2 separate regions of the Homo sapiens genome follow, and region 1 is linked to region 2. The links are chromatin loops, found by intact Hi-C in ENCODE. Cell type or tissue: heart left ventricle. All regions are shown on one strand. Each heading gives the region's core, and the rest is flanking DNA. Links, peaks and the distances in the headings are about the cores only. Region 1 has its middle 190 kb from the start of TLE3. Region 2 has its middle 66 kb from the start of LINC02205.

Region 1 (8,334 bases), core at 83-8,082, 160 kb after region 2:
TGGAGACACTGCCTGGGGGTCTGGATTCAGACTCACTGGAATATATTTTCTTCCTTTATCACAATATCGTGATTTGGAAATAATAATAACTGCTACATGCTTTACCTGTAGTAACTCATTTAATCCTCACTACATAATTCTGTGAGGTAGGAGCTGTTATTATTCCCATTTTACAGATGAGAAAACTGAGGCACAGCTCATGCTTATACAGAATTTGGAAACTCAACAGGATGTGTAAAAGACAAAAGCTGTTCCTCAGCTCCCATCCTGGTAAAAACCACCCATTCATTCATTCATTCATTCCATAATCCCTACTTTCAGGCACTATGCTGGGTGCTGACATTACAGTAAGGCACATAGGCCTGGAAACCAATTATTGTGAACTGTATGACAAATGACACATGAGAAATGATATATGAAAAATACGGGCTCCAGGAGCCCGGAGGTGTCTGGGGAAGTCTGGGAAGACTTTCTGGAGGAGGTGACACCTGGCAGAAATGGGGCATATCCCAAGGTGAGAACGGCAGATATAAAGGCCTAGGGAAGGTATGAGAGTCATGTCACATGTTCAAGGCATCAGGAAGTAGAGTATTGAAGGGATGGCAGGGCGGGGGCAATGGGGCTAGGTTTGGGATTGTATTAGCCAAGGTGAACGTTGGAATTGTATCACAGCAATAGGCCTTGAAGAAGGTGAATGTGGGGCTGGCTGTTTTAGATTTTTTTTAAAAGAAATTTTAATAGGTTCAAGATTCAAAATGCATAAAAAATATACAGTGAAAAGTTTCCTTCAACCCTATCCTGCCACCCAGGTCCCCTCTTCATGGTCAACTAATCTCTAGTTTCTTATAAGTCCTTCCAGAGCTTTTTCATTTTACTCTTACATATACTAAGCTCTTTCTCTCTCTCTCTCTTTATATTTTTTAACCCCAAGGATAGCCCATTCTTTATGCATCTCTGCACATTGCTTTTTATTTCACTTTAAGAACATATGCTGGTGATTGTTTCTATTTTTGCATGGCGGTGTCATGCTGCATGGTAAAGAGCCGTACTTTATCTAACCTGCCCCTATTGATGGACATTTTTGTTTCTTGCTAATTTTTTGCTCTTACAATAAGTGTTACAATAAATAATCTTGTACCTATGTAGTATCCTCATTGTGCAAATACACCCACAGAAAAAGAAATTCTAGACATGGAGCCATGAGGGTCAAGGATATATGCAATTTTATTTGCATTTTAAAAAATTTGATTTGAAATTTAACTTGCAAAAAGAAGAGTGTACAGCCAAATAAATTTGATACATGTGATACACAGGCTGTGTATATACCTGTGCAATCACCACCCACATGAAGGTGTAGGTTACCATAGAATGTTTCCAGCCCCATCTCATGGCTTGTCTTGGTGGATATCCAGGACAATTTATTTGTACCAAGGCAATTTATTAGTCTGACCTCTACCACCAGGATTGGTTTTGCCTGTTTCTGAATTTTGTATAAATGGAATCATAAAGAATTGATGTACTCTTTGTATCTGGTTTCTCTTGTTCAAGATGACATCTGTGGGCTGGGCACGGTGGCTCATGTCTGTAATCTCAGCACTTTGGGAGGCCGAGGCAGGCAGATCACTTGAGGTCAGGAGTTCGAGCCCAGCCTGGGCAACATGGTGAAACCCCATCTGTACCAAAAAATACAAAAATTAGTGGGGTATAGTGGTGGACAGCTATAATCCCAGCTACTCGGGAGGCTGAGGCAAGAGAATCTCCTGAACCCGGGAGGTGGAGGTTGCAGTGAGCTGAGATTGCGCCATTGCCCTCCACCAGCCTGGGTGACAGACAGAGTGACACCCTGTATCCAAAACAAAAAAAAAAGATGTCATTAGTGAAATTCACCCCATGTCCCATGTCGTGTTTAGCAGTAGCTTCCCCCCCCCCCGCCCATTGCTGGCTGGTGTTTCATTGTATGACTATATTACAACTTATTTATTCATTCAACCCTTGATGGACATTTGGGTTGCTCCCAGTTTTAGGCTATTGTAAATAATGCTGCCATATACATTCTTTGGGGGAGCACTAATTAAAGCTCATTTCCATTAGTTATATCTGGGAGTAGCATTGGTGTGTACATATTACATTTTTGATGAATGTTACCAAGTGCCCTCTGTAGAGGCTGGTGCAATGTGAAGAAGTGCCTTTTCCCTTGTTCTGCATGTGAAGTGCTCAGCTTAGCACAGTGCCTGGGACAGCGTCGACACTTCAGAAAACCATGCAGCCCTCAGCTCCAGAAGTGGTAAGAATGCCTTATGAGCCCTAAAGCCCCACTCTGAGCAGGAGATTGTGATTCTGCCAACGTGTCCCACTAGAAGGATCAGGTGAGAGTGAGGAGGAGTCAATGAACTCATTTCCACCCCCAGAGAAGTATCCTTAATGAATAATAATAACTCCTTTGTTTATGTAGCTCTCTGGCCTTTCTAAAGCACTTTGACATGCACCAGTGGTGCTCAGCCAGGGCTCACATTAGGATCCTCTGGGGAGCTTTCCAGAAAAACCAATGCCAGGGCCCCACCCCCACAATTCTTATTTAATTAGGCTGGGGTGGGGCCCAAGCACCAGTGTTTTCTAAGCCTCCCAGATAATTCTGGTGTGAAGCCAGAGCCAGGAGTCACCGACTGCCTCATCTTCTGTCATCCGCATGGCAACTGCTTGCAATGGGAGAAGTGATATGAGGCTGGTGTACAGAAAGAGAGAAAGGGTTCTAAAATAGTGTTTATAGTCTAACAATAATGTTCTGCTTTGTGCCAGGAATAGTGCTGAAGCTTTCTAGTCCTCATTTCCATTAATACCGTATGAGAAAGGCATTGTGATGATCATTCCCACATTACAAATAAGGAACCGGGCTGAGCGGGTGGGGTCCCCAGCCAAGGCCACCCAGCTGGTAAGTGGCAGCACTGGGTCCAGAACACTGGCTGCCTCTGAAGAGTCAGCACCCACACTTAAGCCTGCCTCCAGGTCCTAATCCCCCATTTTGCCCAGAAAAAAGACTAGAAGGAAATACAACAAAATGGTATCAGTGGATCTCTTTGGTTGATGTGATTGTGGGTGGTGTTTACTTCTATATGCTTTTCTGCATTTTTCAAATTTTTACCAGTGATCATGTATTTGCCTATAATCACAAGCCAATGAAAGTCCTTTCAAGTTGTTGAAATAAATAACAGAATCATTTTCTGAAGGAGCCAGTTAAGTCCCAGAGTGTCCAAAACAGGTGATGACAGAATAAGGGCCACAGCTATTTCCTGAGTCCCAATGCAACACTTGAGACCTCTCAGGAGGAGAGATAGGTGTGATCTTTACTTACAGGAAGGGGCTTTGGAAAGGCATGAGAAAATGTCCCCAAGCAAAAATTGCTGTAGTGTCTTCATTTGACTGTATATGTTCTTGTAGAATAGCCAGAATATAAAGAAAATAAAAATAAAACAAAATAACCTAACATCTCACCACCCAGATGTAAACAGTGGGAAAATGGGGAGGACTACTCTTTCAGATAAGTCCTTGTCCATCAATATTCATATAGATCTGGATAAGCATAGTTTCCCATCCACAGATCATGCTGTAAGCATGCAGTCTGCAACCTTCTTTTTAAACTCAGTAATGTGTAATGTGCATGTTCATGAATAGAGCTACATGTCAGTCCTGGAATGGCTGCATACACACACACACACACACACACACACTATTTGCAAGTGAGATGTGGTGGCAAAACCCTCTTGAGCAGAACCAAGCAGAGCTACCTGATGAGGTCATGCAGCCAACAGCCAAGGTCAGGTGCTGCCTGCCAGCTTGGGCTCTAGGCCCACAGTTTGCTCTTAACAAATGCCTGTGGGCAATGACAACACACACACACACATGCACACACACACGCACCAGACAATCTCATTCTCCCTCCATGCAAGGTGCTTGGGTGGTAATGGAATCTGCATGTCCAGAGGCAGGCATAATTGAATAGCTGAGGGCATTAAGTCCTTGATTAAACTGGTTGTTCATTTGAAGGGACAATTAACCCAGCTAATATTCCAGGCCAGCCCAGCAGGTCCGTCCCCATCAAAGGACATATTGAGCGAATATTGAAGTGACTGCATTACCTTTATGGAGGAGAGTAGGGCTCCAAGGTCCTTACCTAAGGCCTGCAGCCCAGGTCAAGCTGGGGCCGCAGACACTTCAAAGCAGGGAGACTCCTGGAGTCCAGCCATCCTGGCATGGGGTTACGAGACCTTGAGTTTGTGAATGAAAGAGGAAGTTTCCTCTGGGGAAGGTTTTTCTCACGGATGAGTGGCCTACCCCTGTGCTTGTCTGTTTCACATCTACATGTGATGCGTGGAGCCTGGATGATGTTTCAGCAGCCATCTCGTGACCCAAGTGTGGATCTCGCTGGCTCAGTCCTACCTCTGGGCCTTTTGTTCTCTCACAGTTTTCTTATTACTTTATTTTTATTTTATTATTATTATTTTTTGAGAGAGAGTCTAACTTTGTCATCCAGGCTGGAGTGCAGTGGTGCAATCTGAGCCCACTGCAACCTCCGCCTCACAGGTTCAAGTGATTCTCCTGCCTAAGCCTCCCAAGTAGCTGGGAATACAGGCGCCCACCACCATGCCTGGCTAATTTTATTTTTTTGTATTTTTAGTAGAGATGGGGTTTCACCATGTTGGTCAGGCTAGGCTCGAACTCCTGACCTCAAGTGGTCCACCTGCCTTGGCCTCCCAAAGTGCTGGGACTACAGGCGTGAGCCACCGTGCCCGGCCAAGCTTTCTTATTACTCAAGCCAGTTGGGTAGGGGTTCCCCGTTTCATGCAGGAGAAAGCATCCTGACTGATAAGATGGGTCCTTTTCATTTCCTGGCACCTTTCCTGGAGAGTTGGAAGTGAGAAAAAGAGGAGACAGGGAAGGATCTTCCTCTCTTTCTCTCCTAATACCTGATGTCAGCCACAGGGAAGGTGGCTAGACACATATATCCTAGAGCACATATATCCCCATTGTCTGAATTCTAGAAGGTTGAATCCAGTAGCTGTACTTGTTCTGGCCCTGGGTATCTGACAACGGAGGTGACTGTGCTGGGTGCAGAGCAGGGAAACACAGCCAGGGCTTGGCCCCCATGAGCTACCTAGGTCAGGCAGGGCCACAGTAATGACTGACCATCTGCCAGGCATGGCCAGGGATCCCAACAGGCTGGAGAGACCAGGAGTGGGCAGAAATGGGCAGGAGTGGAAGCAGATGGTGCCATGGTGGACAAACCCAGGTCCTGCAGGAGCAGATAGAAATAAGTCCAATGATGGAAGCATAGCTTCATCTAGGTACTGTGCTCTGGGCTTTGCATGGGTTGCTAACATCATCTTTATCACATGTATGAGGTAGATACCGCTACCCATTTACAGATGAGAGAACTGAGACTCACAGGGGTTAAGTGGTTTGTTCAGAGGCACAAATTTAGGAACACGGAGGCAAGATTAAAGTTTAAGATTGTACAGCTCCAAAGTCTGTAACCATTCTTTGTCAATTTATGCAGGCATGCCTCCATCCATCCACCCATTCATCCATTCATCCATCCATTTATTCATCCATCTATCCATCCATCCATCCATCCATCCATCCATCCATCCATCCATCCATTTACCCATTCATCCATTTATCAATCCATCCATGCATCCATCCATCCATCCATATATCCATCCATTTATCCATCCATCCACCCATTCATCTATTCATCCATCCATTGATTCATCCATCCATCCATCCATCCATCCATCCATCCATCCATCCATTTACCCATTCATCCATTTATCAATCCATCCATGCATCCATCCATCCATCCATATATCCATCCATTTATCCATCCATCCACCCATTCATCCATTCATCCATCCATTGATTCATCCATCCATCCATCCATCCATCCATTTATTCATCCATCCATCCACCCATCCATTTACCCATTCATCCATTTATCAATCCATCCATGCATCCATATATCCATCCATTTATCCATCTATCCACCCATTCATCCATTCATCCATTTATCCATCTATCCATCTATCTATCCATCCATCCATCCATCCATCCAATCAGCCAGGGTCCATTCTCCCATTTATTCTACAAATATAATCTGATCATTTGTTCTGTGGCAGGCACCATATGCCAGGTGCCAGGAATAGAGCAATGATGGCCATGGTCACTGCCTTCTCAGTGTGCTGAGTGGACATTGCAGGCCCCCTTGGATAAAGGCAGGTAATTGCATTCTGGCTGAGGGTCATGCTTCTTGCACCACCCCAAAAGGATTTGTGAGGACATACCCTGAATTCTGAAGCCCTTTGGAATGTTCTGAGCCTGTGCTGGGTTGGAGTCTCGCCTCTGTACATCTATTGTATGTGTGACCTTCAGAAAAACACACTTTTTCTCTCTGGGGCCTCGATTTTCTCATCTTCAGAGGTGGAATAAAAATGTCTTATGTAATCTTCACAGGGGTGTTGGGAGCATAAAGAAAAATACTTTTCTTAAAGAGCTTTGTAAACTCTAATGTTCCGGGCATATATCAAGTTGCGAGTCCATTTGTCACATCTTTGAGGAAGTGATCTTCTGCTTTTGTTGTGATCAGTGAGCCTCAGATAAGAACAACTTCTACAAGCTTCATTGTCATGGGTGATAGGTTTGCTCTGGAACCCTAGAGACTCATGTGTGCCTGTGTAATAAGCCTCCCCATGGTAACAGAAGTGAGGCTGAGACCCAGGAAAGTTAAGTGGCAGCTGAGGTTGCAAGTGGCTTAGAAGCCAATGCTTAGGCCTCTGGTCCAGGGCCAGTCCCTGACACTATTGGCTGCCAGCTGTGCCAGGAGAGAGGCTGAAGTTGGGTCAGACATTCTGACATTCTCTGGGGTTCTGCTGCTGCCGTGTTCAGTAGAAGGTCATCAGAGATGAATACGGTTTCTTCTAGATGTGAAGGAGAGCCAGAGTGACTCCCTAGTGACTCATAAACAGAGCAGCTTGTCAGGGCTGCAGCAAAGATGTTTCTGCTGCTCGACTCATAGCAAAAGGGGCACCCTGTCCCTGGGGTCTGAAGAAGCAAAGCCTGTGCCCTTCACCTCCTGTGAGATTCCTTTTCTGTTAACTTTTCCTCCCATGAGATGCCACGTGAGTGGTTACTTTCCAGGAGACTGTCTTGGGAGGCCTCTGCACCTTCCTGCTACAGAATTGCTCTTGGCCTTGGAGGAGATGTTAACAGTGGGCTTTGCAGAAAGCAGCAACACCTTTTAACCTTCCACCTGCTTTGAGTTCTACATGTCTGTTTGTTCAGGCAGCCCCTTTGGCTTGAAGACCCTTGGCTGCTCCTCTCTGAACAGTAGGTGATGGAGGAAGGCCCTGATTCTGCCCTGTATCACCTGCTGATGTCACCCCAGATCCTCAGCATCTCACCTGTTGATTTTCTAGAAAATGAAGCGTGGCGGTCAGGGTGGGAGGGGAAGAAGGTGAGAATTAAGAATAGATTGTTTTAAATCTTAGGACTTAGAGTTTAAAATATAGAGCCCCAAATTATTGTTCCCCATCTTCCTATAAAATAAAGTCTCTCTTATTCTCTCTCCCTCTCTCACACACACACACCTTTCTATATTTGTAGGCAATAAGGAGCCTTGGAGTGTGTGTATAGGAGGCCCACAGTGTGTGATGGAAGCATACGTGTGTGTGTCTTGGCACACATGTATCTGCATGGGTGTGTGTGTGTGTACGTTTCTCTGTGTAAGCTGGTGTGGATAAATGTGTGTTCACGCAGATGAATGTCTGTCAGTATATGTGAGAGTATCCCTGTGGGCGAAGGGGCTATCTTTAGTCCCTGTTGCCCTGTTGGGGGTGCATGTCAGCAGATCCCCTAGTGGGCAGGAGGCGGGCCTGCTTGGGCTCTAGAACCTTAGCCAGGCACACAGAGGAGCCTGGCCATCTCAGTCGATGAGGAGGTTGAAGCAATTTCAAATTCCTGGAAGAGGAGCTTCCTGTTTTTACAGAATCTATAGACTCCTGGGCTGAGAAACTTTATATTTAAAGATTGAAAATACCAATTTTATAATAAGGTAAAGGTGGGTTTTCATTTATCTCTATTAAAGGCAATTACAAATGATTTCTTGATTAAGAGAAATAGAAAAGACGATCACCCTCCGAAACCTCACATCACGATGATTCATTTGATGTTAAGGTTTAGGGTATCCTCAGCCAGAACTGTGGTTTAAAAATGCAGAAATAAATTTTTCAATACCAAAGAATCAATAACCTACACTCAGGCTGAGACACAAAGCTGTGTGTGGAA
Region 2 (8,334 bases), core at 165-8,164:
AAGATAGCATACATTCTGTCTCCCTTTTCTTCCCTGCCCTTTGTATCTCTGAATCCTTAAATCACATGCCACACCAGCCCGTTTAGCATAAAAAATTAAATTAATTTTCATGCTCCAACTCCAGATGTGAATGCCTTTATTAATAATTTAAAGCACATTTATTTATGCAGTTTGATATTTTTTCAGGTTCAGGGAAGCAATTAAGTTTTGCTCAAGTTGCTGATCAGCACACAGTATCACCGCTGACTCTTTTTCCCTGTCTACCCCTCCGGAGGTGCTGGGGGAGGGGAAGAGTGCAGGCAGAGACTGGCAGGGACGCCCCTCCTCACCCTCCAGTCTGCCTCCACCCCTGCTTCTGGGAGACAGGTGCTTGCAAAATTGAAGAGAGCACATGTATTTGCTCCAGTCCATCTCAAGAAAGGCCAATTTCTTTCTCCAAATTGCCTTGGAAGATTAAACTGGACCTTCAGAGGTCCTGGCCACTGAAAATTCTTCCTTAGCTAGATCCTTGGGAGACTGTTGTCATCAATAAGTCACTTTTAACTTTTAACTCAGCAAGTGATTTCCCATCTATTAAGGGCTTGGCTACCTGCGGGTGAGAGGAGCTGGCTCGGCTGCTTAGGATCTGGTGAGCTGGGGAAATCTGCTGCAGTGCTATTCATCTCCGTTTCCTTATCTGAGAAAGGAAAGAGTGATTTTACCTGAACAGGGCTGTTGTGAAGATCGAGCCGCAGGATAATATATACAAAAGCCCCTTGTGATCTACCTGCCACCTCCCTGCAGTGGCCTCGCGCTTTCCCCACCTCATGCCTTTGCTTGGGCTGCACCCGCCCCTGTCATGCCGTTCCTTCTCAGCTTCCTAGGCAGCTCCTCCCTGTGCTGTGCAATGAAAATGTTTTACATTCCTCCATGGCTTGGTACTACTCAGAGGGCTTTTGCATAACCTGATATGATTTCATCCTCAGAAACAATATTTTAAACAGGGTTCCCAAGAGGTATGACTCCCTGGGGACAGATTAGAACTCAGACATGTTCTCTGGATCCCTGGTCAACCATACTAACCCAACACATGCACCATCGGGCCCCTGTACGCCAGGACTGTGTGTGATGCCATGGGGCAACAGGGGTGGGGGCCCACCTGGATGACTGGGGCCATCTCTGTCTGCCAGGGCCCTTGGTCTAGGGGGACAAAGAGCCAGTGGCACCCTGCTCTTCTCGGCATGGGCTGCGTGTTGAGAAAGATGCCGAGAAACAGAGCTGGAGTCCGGAATCCAGGATCAAGCCTGGCAGTGAGACCTCGAGCAAGTCTCATCCATGTGGGCTGCAGTTCCCAAAATCAGATCTTCCCACCTGTGTTCACTGACAGAGTAGAACTCAGATCACCCTTAGTCTCCCTCTTCCTCATCCCCACCTCTCAATTTCACCTCCTGGATTTCACGTCTCTGGAACCTATCGCCTGTCCCCCTCTAACTGTTACCTCCTCGCTCTAAGGCACCATCGTCTCTCCTGGGCACCACTCATAGACCCTGACAGATGTCCTGCTGCCGTCTCTGGCAGATTTGCACCCGCGCAGCTGCCGGGCCATCTTCTAAAAGCTCAGGCACGTCGAAGAGCTCCAGGGGCTCCTTGTGGCCTCAGGATCGAGGCCAAATACTTCCCCATGTCCTACAGCCCACTGCACACATGGTGTGGCCCCTGCTGACAGCCCCGGTTCCAAATTCTTCCATCCCTCCTCGCTGCTTCTACTTCTAAGCCCACCCATCCTTTTCCCAGTTTCTAGAACACACCATGTACCTTCCTACAGGCTGCTCCTTCTGTTGTGTCTCCTCCTCCCTCTAACCCTCCCCTTGCCTGTTCAATGCCAGATCGTTGTTCCTTCCTCAGGGACCCTCTGGAATCCAACAGTTCTCCTATCAAACGCTCTTGTGCCACCCTGTCTTGTCTTCCACAGCCCCTGCCCAGTCTGGGATTCCATACTGACTTCTGTGATGGTGGGCCGGATGGTTGTGTTCTCACTGGAGTGTCAGACTGCTGCTGCTTCTTGTTTTTGAGACAGAGTCTTACTCTGTCATCCAGACTGGAGTGCAGTGGCATGATCATAGCTCATGGCAGCCTCCACCTCCCCAGGCTCAGGTGATCCTCCCACCTTGGTCTCCTGGGTAGCTGGGACTACAGGCACGTACCACCATGCCCAGCTAATATGTTTGTAATTTCTGTAGAGAAGGGTTTTCGTCATGTTGCCCAGGCTGGTCTCAAACTCCTGGGTTCAAGTGGTCCTCCTGCCTCGGCCTCCCAAATTGCTGGGATTACAGGTATGAGCTGTTGTGCCCAGCTATGGAATGCCAGGCTTCTGCCTGCCTCATTGTATGCCCAGCACCTCACCGAGAGAGTGGCACACAGCAGATGCCAAATGCATATACACAGCTGGATGGAGAGCACTGCCCATGAAGAAATGACAACTCTGAATGCCTTCCTATGAGATGGCTCCATCAGCTGGACTGTCTCTGGCATACCTCGGTGAGTGCTTTCAGCCATGGCTGCACATCATGGCCATTTATAGCAGGGGTAGGAGCAGGGAGGCTGTCACAGGTTAGGGGCTATGCGGGCTGGGAACAGGAGAAATGGCTACAGCCCCATCTTGAGCATGGGAGGCAGTGTGTTTTGGAAACAGCATTGGACCGGATGGGAGTCAGGAGAACTGGAGTTTGCTTTGGCTCCTACGCCTTTGAGCAGCCTCTCTTACCCTCAGTTTTGTCATGTCACACTGGGGAGAATCTCTACTTTCCACAGTCAGTATGGAAGTTCCATACAACATCACACTCCAAAGGGCTTGGCCTGGCGTTTCTTTCCTTCCCTGTCTTCCTGGCCCCCTCCTCTTCCCCTCCTGTGATTGCTACCCAGGTGAAGTGAGGGGACCTGTGAGGCCCTACGCAGGGCAAGACAGCCGGGGACAGGCTGGAAAGCTCACTTTGCTTTTGCCACCTTCTTGACACTCTTCACTGTGAGAGATGATCTTACTGATGTATTCATTTCCTTGCCTCCCCCAAGTAGGATATCAACTCTGAGAGCAGGGAGCTTACTCTGCTTAGTCACCTCTATCTCCAGCACAACCGGAGTCTCTAGCTTGCCCTGGGCTCTCAATACCTGCTTTGAAGATGGAAGTGAGAGAGAGGCAACAAGGAGCCCTGGACACATGGAGGGTGGGGGATAAAGAAAGAAGAGTATGGGAGCTGGGACTGCCCCAGGCTGAGAAGGGTCCCAGGGCCATGCCCAAGGCAGGCCTGATATTAACTGTGGAGAACGATGGGGGTCCCCAGAGGCTGGGAGAAGCGATAACTCACAGAGCTGCCTCATGCAACTGGAGTCTGGACAATGGCGGCAGCACGTGCAGGGTCTGGTGAAAATAGGGGCTTTGGAACAGGCAAGCCCGGATGGCCCGGATTCCAGCTCTTGCTGTTGCCCTCTGGGTGCCTTTAGGTGAGCCGGCCAGCCTCTGAGCTTGAATTTCCTCCTAGGAGGGATAAGAGAACTAAAATTGGTTTGGTTCATCTGTGATCCCTGTCCCCCTCCCTTCTAGAAAAGCCCTCTGAGGGAAGAGCCATGTGCAGGGTGGGGTGGCCTGGTTTCTAAAGCAGGCAAACCTGTTTTTACTGGGCCAATTTTGGGGTGGTTGCCTAATGGGTCTTAAAGCAATTTCTGATGGACCTTTAAAGCTTACTGGGAGGAAAGGAGATGGAGGGCTTATTCCTGTGGGAGAGATGAGATGGGCAACAGTGGGGGCCTGGAGAGGCTTGGTGGGAGGAGCGTGGAGAAGGCGTGCGAGGTGGGGGGCAGGGGGAGCCAGAGCCTCCTAGCCTGTCCCTTGAGCTGGGTCCCCACTGGGGCTGTGTGCCAGGGGAAGGCTGGCCCGAAATCTGGGTCCCAGGCTGGCTCCCCACTGGGGGTTGGTTACATCAGCCTGCCTGACCCCACCCGCCCTGGACCTCATATGAATGGGAACCCCACCCAGGCTTCCCAAACTAAACCCCCTGTCCTAAGTGGACATCCCCACAAGATACTCTAGACACTGGGGAGCCTGGGGAACACTGGGGTCCAGGGCACCTCCAGCTAGGCTAGGAGTAGATGGGCCCCGCCATTAACAGGTGAAATATGGGGTGTTGAGCAAGTGGATGGGTGACACCTACTTCCTAGATGTCTTGGTCAGTTCAGGCTGCTGTAAAGGAATAACACAAACCAGAGGGCTTAGATGACAACTTATTTCTCGAAGCTCTGGAGGCTGGAGATGAGGGTGCCAGCATGGCTGGGCTCTGGTGAGGGTCCTCTTCCTGCCCGTGTCCTCACGTGGCTTTCCCTGGTCTGTGCAGGCAGAGAGTGCACCCTTATCTCTTTCTCTTCTTCTAAGGACACTGATCCTATCATGTGGGCTCCACCCTCACGACCTCATCTGAACCCAGCTACTTCCTGGAGCCCTTGCCTCCTAACGCCATCCCATTGGGGGTTAGGGTTTCAACATAGGAATTTGGGGAAGACGTGAACGCGCAGTCCAGAACACTGGGTTTATTGAGAGTGTGGTGTTCAGTAGCTTGTGGCTGTCATCCAGAAAGTTCTGTGCTCTCGAGGACTGAGTGACCTTGGGCAGGACATGCCACCTCACTGAGCCTCTTCTGAAAAATGGGGGCAATGGTATAGTATCTACCTTGTAGAGTTATCAAGAAAGAAATGAGACCAAATTATAAAGTGTTTAATGGGCAGAAAAACCCAGGAAAAAATAGTTCTCTGATCCCCGACTTTCTCCCCAGCCCCCCAAAGGCTGTGGGGTGAGGGGCAGGGCAGCTTGAGCCCCTTCTGTGTCTTGGCTCCTTTCCCCCGAGGGCTGGCTCTGCAGACTCAGGCGCCCACAGGCCCTCTGCCTGCCTCGCCCGCCTGGAATAGCAGCCGCCAAAGTGTTGACGTGCCTCTGACATCCCTCCACTCAAGGAACCGCCAACTGATGGTGGCTGGGGACATGTGCTGAGCTTCCCTCTCATCGCATGACTGTCACACAGTGGCAGGCACGCAGAGAGCTCCCAGCCAGCTGGGTGGGCTCCAGGGAGCAGTCCCTCCCTCTGACAGGGCGAGAGACTGGTTTGCACAGGGCCTGAGCCAGGGAAGCTGGGGCTCCCCAAGCTTTGGCCTGTGCAGACCAGCTGGGTGAGTTAAACCTCTGCAAGCGCCCAGTCTTGCCCTGCATTCTTATGTGGGGCACACAGCTCGAAATACCTAGGAACAGAAGGTGACAGGGCTGAAGTGGGGAGAGGGTGTCACTAAGCCCATAAAGTTCGATAAGTGCCTCATTGTCCATATGGAGAAACCGAGGCCCAGAGAGAAGCGTTTTGTCCAAGGTTGCACAGTGCAAAGGCCAGGCCAGAACTCAGATTTATTTCTTCAACAAATGTGATTCAGAATGACCTGCAGACTGGGCATTTTCTGGGACTAAGGATGTCAGAACCCCAGTTTCTGGGGTCTGCCTCTGAAGGATACTGTTCCAGATCTCTCATACGGCTTTGGGGCCACATGTAGGTATGGGTTCTGAGGGCCACACGATTTTGTGATGTGAGTGGCTTGGACTCATGGTTGTATTAGTTCTCTGAAGGGCTCCCAGCCCCCTAATTCCACCCCGGCCATGCACAGACCGGGCCTGCTGCAGGTTGAAGCTGTAAATCTGTGGATTCAGGGATCCGGTCTGAGCTTTGCCAGGGCCTGCCTCTTGTGCTCATTTGTCACTTGCAATCTCTCTTGAAAAGCACAGACAGTGCCTGAGGGAACTGGATGGGCCCCTCTGACACCACCAGTAAGCTGATGATCAATGCTGCTCGGGATGGTTTAGCAAACCACTTTGCATTTTCCAAGACCTGAACTCCTTGGCTCATTTACTGAGTCACTTAAGCCTCTCTATTGTGTAAGATTTAGGGATTTGGGATGGCCTGGGGCCATTTTACATCTCCATCATTCCTGTTAAGCCCTGCTTGTTCCCTCTCCAACAGGTGGGGCCCAAGGTCTCCAGGAGGCCTGAAGGAAATCTGCACTGCAGCAGCTCTTATAGCCCCAGCCCAGGGCCATGGGCTGGCTGGCTCCCATAGCGGGGCAATGACAGTGGAGTCCTGGATTGCCCTTTTGCTTGCAAAAGCTAATTTTCTAGAACTGAGCACAGCACTGTGCTAGCAGCATGAGGGATGGAGTTTGGAGCGAAATAAGACAGGCCTCCCTGAATTAATTCTGAGTCAATTTTTGAGATGGACCCCTACCCAAACTGAAGGTGTGCTGGTAAATGTTTAACAACTAACTTCCCTAAGGAAAAAAAAATTGTAGCATTTGTCATTTCCCATGGTATAAATATTCTCTCCATGGCCGATTCCAAGACACCAATATGACATCTTGGGAAGAGATGCACAGGCTCAGGTCTCAAGAGTGGAAAAAAGCCACCGGCTCCAGCATGCCACTGACCCAAACTCACCACAATGCAAAATGCACAAAAATCTGGCCTCTAGATAGGGGAGCAATATCTCCTGACTGAGCTTCCTGGAGAAGCTGCAAGGAGCAAGGTATTTTTGGTTTGGTCCTTGAGGAAGGCACAGGGTTTCCACTGACGGAGCAGTGGAGGGAGGTTCTCCAGCAGGAGAGAGCGCCGGAACCAAGGCGGGAAGCACAGAAACATCTGCATGTTTGAGGACCAAAGTCCTCCGGCAGGAACACAGAGGCCACATGACAGAAGGGCTTATAAACTGCCATAGAGTTTGTCCTTCATCCGGTCTGTGGTGGGGAAGCCAATGATGCACCTTAAGCAGGTGAATGACACTGTGAGATTAGTTTCATTTCTTTTGAATACTGACATCATTTTTTAAAAGATACTATTTTTTCTAAAAAATTCTGTATGTTCATTACAAAAACAAATCAAACCATGCATCAAAGTACACAAAGATGCCTTTTCAACAGGTAAACATCTTCCCAAACTTCCTCTATGTATACACACAGACAAAAAGTTAGAAGGATATAGTAGAAATAAAATAAAATAAATGAAGATTTAAAAAGAGGAAAAAAGACAGAGAAATAAGAATTAACTAGTCTACCTTCTTTCACTGGGTATAGTCAAGGCTGTTTGCAATGCTTGGAACTCTGGCAACTGTCTTGTAACCATGAGGAAAACTAGTCTGAGGCAGCCGACAGACTGAGGGTAGCAGAGCAGGAAGATGGAGATAATCTGAGTTTTGGTGATGTAAGGTAGCTGCTGGCCTTCACATACAGACCACCATGTGATAACTCTGGTTGTCACATGTATGCTTTTCCTGCCTACCTAGACTCTAAATTCTCAAGACTCAAAACTGAGTAATAATGAAGCCAGTCTGTGGGATGTAAGGGCAAGAGCGTGGGCTTTGGAGTTGAACAAAGCTGCCTTTGCATTACAGCTCTGTGAGGGGGAGTTACCTAATCCCTTGATGCCTCATTTTTTTAAATCTCTGAAATGGCAATAATAAACCCGCTTCCAGAGAGGTGGTAAGCATTGCATTAGATTGCATATGTAAGGTTTCTACCACAATGCCTAGGACAGGAGGGACTCAGAAAATGATATATACATGATTATATATGAATGAATCTGAGAAAATATGAAGTATGCCACTGAGTGAAAACACAACATGGTACTTTTATTTCTTCAGTCTTTTTAGCACAAACTAGACAGACTATGAGAAGCAGAGTTCTATCTCTGAAACTTATGGGCAGATTAATTTGGGGCAAGTTCTTTTACTTCTCTAAGTTTCAGTTTCTTCAGCTGTTAAACTGAGACAAGAATATTTGAAGATTAAATAAGGCCATGCCCAAAGCACTTGCAACATGGTAGGCTCTCAATAGACACTAGTTTCCTTCTTCATGCTCTGCCCCTCCACAACACACAAGACACAGACGTGTGTTCCATAAACACGTGCTCTCTCTCTCTCACACACACACATACCTAGAACACACCCACACAAATGGACATGCACAGACACATGGACCCACACATGTGCAGACACACAGATACACAACTTTCTCAGCCCCAGAATCTTCCAGGAGGTTTTAGAAGTAGCTGTTGCTGTGTCTGTCTGCAAGACCTGTTTACAAGGCAATTATGAACTCTTTTCGCCAAATGTAGGATCTTCAAACAATGAGCACTGTTGCTTAAAGGAAGACTATTCCTGGGGGAAAATACTTTAAATGTAATTATGTCTTAGCTGCACATCTAGTAAATAACTAGACATGCACTGCTTTGAATATAAAATGTCACATTTTTGCAGATGGGACAGACAAATTTTGGCAGTCAGA

The links. Hi-C counts contacts between places; a loop is a spot of excess contacts. Peaks named below come from ENCODE experiments on the same cell type or tissue, not always from the same donor. Only the 100,000 strongest peaks of a DNase experiment are listed, where the experiment ranks them.
Region 1: a loop joins it to region 2, with 1.9 times the contacts of the local background. A loop is called at or near these places in 3 of 110 quality-filtered maps.

Annotation. Positions count from the first base shown.
Region 1 is chr15:70,280,551-70,288,884 of GRCh38, reverse strand. No RefSeq gene overlaps it. Among named protein-coding and RNA genes, the nearest start is that of TLE3, 190 kb to the right of the region's middle. In heart left ventricle, for the core only: no CTCF peak of the experiment used is centred there; a DNase peak (open chromatin) is centred at 3,821.
Region 2 is chr15:70,435,658-70,443,991 of GRCh38, reverse strand. No RefSeq gene overlaps it. Among named protein-coding and RNA genes, the nearest start is that of LINC02205, 66 kb to the left of the region's middle. RefSeq lists an enhancer at 7,470-7,519 and a silencer at 8,330-8,334. In heart left ventricle, for the core only: no CTCF peak of the experiment used is centred there; a DNase peak (open chromatin) is centred at 4,981; H3K27ac peaks cover 887 bases; H3K27me3 peaks cover 1,202 bases.